Linked DNA regions of Homo sapiens: region 1 is linked to region 2. A link is a contact called in ENCODE Hi-C data. All regions are on one chromosome and are shown on one strand. Each heading gives the region's core, a stretch centred on a gene start or an enhancer-like site at or near the end of the contact. The rest is flanking DNA. Distances are from core to core; before and after follow the strand shown.

What was found. A loop is a pair of places that touch in the nucleus more often than their neighbours do. Pooled maps may share reads with other maps.
Region 1: a map of chondrocyte shows a loop between it and region 2 (3-fold over the local background). The contact joins the enhancer-like site here to the promoter of CTPS2 in region 2. A Hi-C loop is called at or near these places in 1 of 168 maps with a recorded cell type or tissue (chondrocyte), 1 of 37 single-sample maps with no recorded cell type and 4 of 50 pooled maps.

What each region holds. Positions count from the first base shown.
Region 1 is chrX:17,037,313-17,040,932 of GRCh38, forward strand. The region is part of intron 5 of REPS2 (RALBP1 associated Eps domain containing 2); the gene reads left to right. Among named protein-coding and RNA genes, the nearest start is that of REPS2, 92 kb to the left of the region's middle. Within about 2 kb of position 1,744, at least 4 of the 41 ENCODE cell types and tissues checked have a DNase peak (open chromatin) inside an H3K27ac peak, as active enhancers do.
Region 2 is chrX:16,711,203-16,714,694 of GRCh38, forward strand. CTPS2 (CTP synthase 2) reads right to left here and starts at 1,467. Exons shown (of 19, transcript NM_175859.3): 1 at 1,133-1,467. RefSeq lists silencers at 920-1,189, 1,250-1,339.

The DNA of each region.
Region 1 (3,620 bases), core at 494-2,993, 330 kb after region 2:
TTGATTGATTGATTGAGATGGAGTCTCGCTCTGTTGCCCAGGCTGGAGTGCAGTGGCGCGATCTTGGCTGACTACAACCTCTGCCTCCCAGGCTCCAGCAATTCTCCTGCCTCAGCTTCCTGAGTAGCTGGGACTACAGGCGTGCGCCACTGCGCCTGGCTATTTTTTGTATATATTTCTTTTAGTAGAGACGGGGTTTCACCATGTTGGCCAGGGTGGTCTTGAACTCCTGACCTCAAGTGATTCACCCGCCTTGGCCTCCCAAAGTACTAGGATTACAGGCGTGAGCCACCATGCCCGGCCTCTACCTGTTTCTTAGTGTATTCCTCAGGTGCTCACTGTGTACCACACTTCTTGACAATAAAAGAGATGTTTAGTTAATTTAGCCTCCCAGAGGTAGCTGAAAACACTGGTTTGAACTGCTGGTTCCAGGCAGTACTTTGTAAATCTGGAAAGGATAGTAGCTTATTCCCCAGGACCTTTTGGTCTCAGTTATATGCCAGGCTATGGATATGGAAGACTTCTTTACAACTGGCACCATTTTAGCCCCTGGGCCCATCAGTCTTTCCCTTGATCTCAGGCGAGCAGGGAGTGTCATGCCCCCCCAGTTGCCTATCCCAACAATAGTCACTACTGACTGAGGTGCTTCTTTGGTCCCAGTGCTGTGCTGGCCCTTTTCAGTCCTCCCAACAATCTCACAAGGTAGGTATTATTACATCTTCCATTTGTCCATTTGGAAATACTTAAGTGGCTTCCATGAGTCAGCCACCATGCCAGGGGTACACTGAGGAGTACACCTATAGCCTCTTGCTCTCTAGGTGCTTGCAGTCAAAAGGAGGAGATAGATTTGAATCAAATGATCCCACCTATGCATGTGGAATTAAAAACTGACAATTGCCCTAAAGGCCTTAAAACATGGTACCATGTAGCAAAGGAATCCAGCCTATAGCTAGAAAGTGAGAGAAGGCTCCTTTAACAAAGTATGTGTTGAGCTGAGCTGTGAAGGATGAATAGAAGTTAACCAGGCTAAGGAAGGATGGTCCTGGGAGGTGAGGAGAGGAGTGGAGTGTTTCCTGTAGAGGTAAGAGCCTCTCCAAAACCGCACAGCAGAGCTGGGCTGCTGAGAGAGCTTTGCTTCTGTCACAATCAGAAAGCTACAGCATTGGGAAACTGCTGCCCTAGTGTCAGCTCCAACCAGATCCACACTACAAACTACCTTGGCAGCCAAATGAAAGCTTTGTTCCCTGCCTGTAACTTGGGTCTGCATCCGTCTTCCGTGGGTGTATTTGTTGAGTGGAACCTAAGTCCTATTTGGAATTCTAGCAGCAAAGGTGTTTTGACAGTGGAGTTTTTAGCTAGCCAGCTTGTGCAGTGCTGGGACTTATGCTGACGGGTGGAATGGACTCGTGACCCAGTCTCTACCATATTTCACAGGGAGAGCAGATACATTTGAAGAACTGAAAGAAGGCAGCTGTGGCTAGAGCCTGGAGTGGGAGGGAGATGAGGTCGGAGAGGGAGGCAGGGCCCTGTGGGCTATGTGACTGCCTTGCAGGTGGGAGCTGATGGCTCAGAAGTTAATTTACTGGTTAGTAAGTGACCATGCCAAATTGGAACCCAAGTCTGTCTGCCTCTGGAACCTGTACTCTTTTTGCACCTCCAGTCAGTAGCCTCATTCTCCAAAGCATTCTTGAATTCTGTCCAAGTTGTGGATGCATCTGTTTCCCATCTGAACTCAGACTGCCTTGAGTGTGAAGGGGAGAACGTAGTGAAGAGACAGGCAGCCTTGGCCTGACCAGCAAGGACAGGGGTGGGAACGTCATCGCTTCGTTAATGGAAGTCTGCAGCCTTGTCAGAGTCTCCTCTTACTGCTGATTTCTCATTTTTCTTGGCTTTCTCCTCTAAGCAGAGCACAAAATCCTGATAATAGTGAAGGAAAAGTGCCCTTCTGGAACAGCAAATCTTGGCCCCTGAGGGGAGAATTGGAGGCAGTGGTTACTAATGAGCATTTCTTATGTTAATCAAAATACTGTTAGCGCCACATACTGCAATCACAGTAAAATGATTACATACCTGGATTGTATGGCTAGCTCTAGGATTCTTTTGTGATGACGTGCCAGATGCTTACCTGCAAAAATTATGTGAGAAATAAAATGGTGCTCTGTCAGTATGATTTAATAGTTCGCCAGCCAAAATCTAAAACTAAACTAGATGATGGGGAGGAAGGTGTAATACAGCATAGTCATAGCTCAAGCACAGATCCTCAATCTGCAAAATTGCAGCAATGATTTAGGCATTGCAGTGAGGTTCTTTTTGTAATAAATGCTCTATTTTTACAGGATGGATGAACAGATAGAGATAACTATAGAGCTTGATGATCAAGTGTACGTACTTTGGACCCAGTTTGTATTCTGGCTCTACCATGTGCCATAGGTGTGTGGTCTTGGTAAATTACTTCCCTTACCTAATCCTCAGTTTCCTGTTCTGCAAAATGGGAATTACCGGATTTACCTCGCAGGGTTGTGAAGATGAAAATTGATTGTGTGCATTAGGTACTTACAGTGCCTGGCACTTAGCAAAGCAATGAATGCTTGTTACCTGACATTCTTCTGTGTCTAAGTGATCGTTTCAAAAAGTATAGCTTATTGTAATAAGCAGCAACTGTGTGTTGCACATTAGGCTCAGAGAGATTCCTACAGTTTGGCAGTCAGCCTTCTGAACTATTGAAATTAGATCCCTAAGTAAGTTAGGTAATATGTGGTTAAAGGCATCTTTGTGGGTTTATTTCCCTGAAGAAACAGATAAGGTTAAATTTCTCTGTTGGGACTTAATTTTAACTAACTTCTCTACAGAAAAACCAAATTATTTATTGCAACTTCCTGTGAATCTATAATTATTTTGAAATAAAGACTAGAAAGAAGGAGTTTTTTAAAAAGTTCTCTGACTTCAGAGGTAAGGGAGAGGGCTCAGCCTTTATAGTGTTGGATGACATTATGTGATAAATGCATATAAAGTTCAGCTTCAGTCAGCTTAAGAGAACTCAGGTTAACCTTTCTCTGTCTCTAGACTGGGATTGAGAATTTTTTCGAATGTTTGTTTGTTTACTCATTCAGCAAATAACTTATTGAGTGTTTTGTATGTGTTAGTGACTTTTCCAGGCATTTGGGATATAGCAGTGATCAGGATAGACAAAATTTTCTGTCCTCCTGGGTTTTATGGGATAGCATGGGGTAGGGTGAGAGGCAGAGCATAAACAAGATTGATCAAGCATAATTTGGAATCGTTTCATGTTAAAACAAAATTGCTAAGCTCTGTCTCCTTTTCTAGGTCCTTTTCTTCATTTCTCATTGAACACTTTCCCCACAATTTTACTTGAGCTGTCTTTTCTTTTTAACTGGGAATCTCCTTCAAATCCATGGAAGATGAACCTATATTACTCAAACACAGAAAGACTACTATAAAAATGAATCAGCATCCTGGTCCTATAGATTGTCTGCATAGATAATCAAATTAGAATGAGAAAGTTGTTTGGGCTCATAATGGTCTAATGTCATTGGTCAGATTGCAAAACCACAATAGCTTCAGGCTTCCATCTCCAGGATGGGCTTTGTGGTTGTGAAGGG
Region 2 (3,492 bases), core at 217-2,716:
GTTAATATATGTTATTTAACCCAATGTAGCCAAAAATGTTATCACTTTTAACGCACAATGTAAGAATGTATTAGTGAGATATTTGACATCTTTTTTGTGTACTAAGCTTTCAGAAATCAGGTGCCTGTACTCAGAGCACATCTCAGTACGGATTTTGCCACATTTCCAGTATTCAATAACCACATGTGACCAGTGGCTCCCACATTAGACCAGGCAGGCCTAGAGCAAATAAAAGCACCGGAAGCACCCAGAGACACCTTCTCAGTGATGGCCATTTAAAAAGTAATGTTAGACACAAAAGAGTACTTACCTGATGATCTTGTTCTATGAAGTTCTAGAACAGTCAAAGCTAAGCTATGATAACAATCAGAACCGGGGTTGAGTGCGGGGCCTGGGGTGGATTGACAGAAAGGAGGTACCAGGGAACTTTGCAGGGTGAAGGAAATGGTCAATGTTCACTTTGGGATAATGGTTACAGGAGTGTATAATTTGTCAAATCCCGTCGATTTGCACACTGAAAATGGGACATTTTGTTGTATATAAACCATACATACAATTCTTTTTTATGTTGCCCCCAAAAAAGCTATTCTGTAGCAGCAGCGTAGTTCGGCACTATGCGCCCTAACCATCTAGTACGGGGAAAACGCGGGGGTCGTTGTTTAAGGGGTGCACTGGGACCGGGGAGAGGACAGAAAGGCCATGTTACCGGCGCTGATCACCAGCCTCGCAGACCCCCGCTCGGGGCTTCACTTCCGCCAACGCCATCTCAGGGCTCTCCTGGCTCCCGAGGGCCGGGAGAAGTGGGGATCCGGGTGCGGGCGCTGGCGCGGGCGGAGGCGGGAAGAAGCGCGTCCCGGGGACGCGCGGGACAGGCTCCAACCGCACTGGGCACGGGCCAGCGTTCCCCAGTCCCCGCGCCACACCCGGCAGCCGAGGTCTGCGAGCGCGGGGCTGGCGGCCGGACCCGACTCAGCGCTGGGCAGGGAGCCGGCGCCATCAGAGAGCGGACAAAGGAGCCCGGCCCCACAAGTGCACCGGGGCTGGGGGTGCAGGGCGGAGAGGCCCTGGGGACGAGGGATGGCCCGGGCGCCGAGGCCCTGGGGGTCTGGGACAGGCCCAGAAGGGAAGTTACCTGCGCGGTGGTGGTAGCACCGGGGAGGGTGGCCGGTGGGCACGGCGGGCTCCACCCCGCGGCTGGCCTGGCGCTCACCTGTCGGGCTGGGGAAGGGGTCGCTGCCGGGGCTGTCCAAAGCCGCCCCCGGGATCTTCCCACCGCCCACACGGGCCTCGGGGTGCGCGGCGCCCTCCTCGCCCACCTTCCCCTCTCCTCCCTGCTGCTGGCCCAGCTCACTCACGCTGGTGAGCTTGGGGTTTGCACCCGGGTTTGTGCAATGGTCCAAAACAAGCGCCTAAAAAGTGATTCCTCCAGCACAGGCAGCTCCCGTCACCCTCCGCTCTGGACGCACTGGGCCCCAGGCCTCGCCCAGCCCGGGGACCGCTCCTCCCTCCCGTGGCTCACTTTGCAAAGGCACTTCGAGTGCGCGGGTGAACTCCACGCTTCCCGGGGAACCCCGGCTTCCTGGCAAGCCGAGACCCTCGCTCGGGTCCTCCCGTGCAGATCTCACCCTTGTAAAGAACTTCACTGGTCACAAACGCTTGTGGATCCCCTACTACGCCCCAGGAACTGCAGGAGCGCTCAGGAGAGAAGGAAAAGGAAAGAGAATGCCTGCCTTTGAGGAGCTAGCTCACAGTCTGGTGGGAGGTCCACCCGTCTGTTGGAACCAGTAAGGTTCCCTAGAACAATACTTCTGCAGCAAAGAGTTGCGGGGGTGCAGTGAGGGGAGGAAGGCAATTAAGGCTTCCAAGAGTGACTTTTTTTTTTTTTTTTTTTTTGAGACGGAGTTTCGTTCGCCCTTTTTGCCCAGGCTGGAGTGCAATGGCGCGATCTGGGCTCACTGCAACCTCCGCCTCCCGGGTTCAAGCGATTGTCCCTGCCTCAGCCCCCGGAGTAGCTGGGATTACAGGCGGATGCCAAAAAGCTCGGCTAATTTTGCATTTTTAACAGAAACGGGGTTACATCACGTTGGCCAGGCTGGTCTCGAACTCCCGACCTCAGCTGATCCTCCTGCCTTGCCTCCCAAAATGCTGGGATTACAGGCTTGAGCCACTGCACCCCGCCCAAATACTCTAAAAAGTCACTCTTCGGGTGACTCACGCCTGTAATCCCAGCACTTTGGGAGGCCAAGGCAGGCGGATCACCTGAGGTCGGGAGTTCGAGACCAGCCTGGCCAACGTGGTGTAACCCTGTCTCTACTAAAAATGCAAAATTAGCCAGGTGTGGTGGCACCTGCCTGTAATCCCACCTACTCCGAAGGCTGAGGCAGAGAGAATCGCTTGAACCTGGGAGGCAGAGGTTGCAGTGAGCCGAGATCAGGCCACTGCACTCCAGCCTGGGTGACAGAGGAGACTTTGTCTCAAAAAAAAAAAAAAAAAAGAGTATTGGAGGATGATTGGTGCTGGGAACGGATACAGGAGGTTTTTCGGGTGAAGGCAAGAAGCCAACCACTGAAGGAAGCTAACATGGACAACAGAAGGGTCTGAAGTGAGATGGAAGGTTTTAGGAAAGTGGTGGAAATTTCGCATAACCAGTGTGAGATGCTAGAGCGACAAGTTAGACAAGAGTCACTGAAGACCTAGTGGAGTTTAGAAACCATCATCGTGTAGTGGTGTCCAGCTATAATCTGCTATAATCTGGCAAGGTATCTACAGAAATATAGCTCTTAGTTATGAAACCCAAGTTTCCTGCTTGCATAGAATAGAAGGACAAGAGGGTGAGGAGGTGGAGGGCACAGAAAGACTGCGATTGCAGTGATGGGCCAGAGCTCTAGTCCTAGAGGACAGGAACTGTTAATAAAACCAGCGGGGAGCTGATGGACTGGGAGACAGATGAGAGAAGGGCTCCAAGGCCAGGGCCTCTGAGGAGAGGACTGGCAAACTGGCAGCAGAGAGTGTGGTGCTGGAGTTCAGGCCTTCAAATGGATATTCCAGGAAATGAGACAGTTTGGGGTGTGGCAGCTACAATGGAATAGAAAAGTGAGATGGGCATCACTGGCCTTGGGTTTAGTGCCCACAAGGCTGGTATGTTGGACATCGAGGGTCCCAAAAGGATGGCAGGAGGTGGAGGAGTCAATCGAGGTCAAGGAACTTTAGAGAATTGGGGTTGCGGGGTGGGTAGTGAGCCTGAAACTAATAGATGACTGTGACAAGGAAAGGGAGAAGGTTGCAGAACAAATGTCAGTGCCTTTCAAGACACAATGGAGGCCTGGCGCCATGGCACACCCCTGTAATCCCAGCACTTTGAGAGGCTGAGGCAGGCAGATAGTTTGAGTCCAGGAGTTGGTGACTTACCTGGACAACATGGCAAAATCCTGTCTCTACAAAAAATACAAAAATTATCACGTGTGCTGGCATGCATCCCAGGGGAGGCTGAAG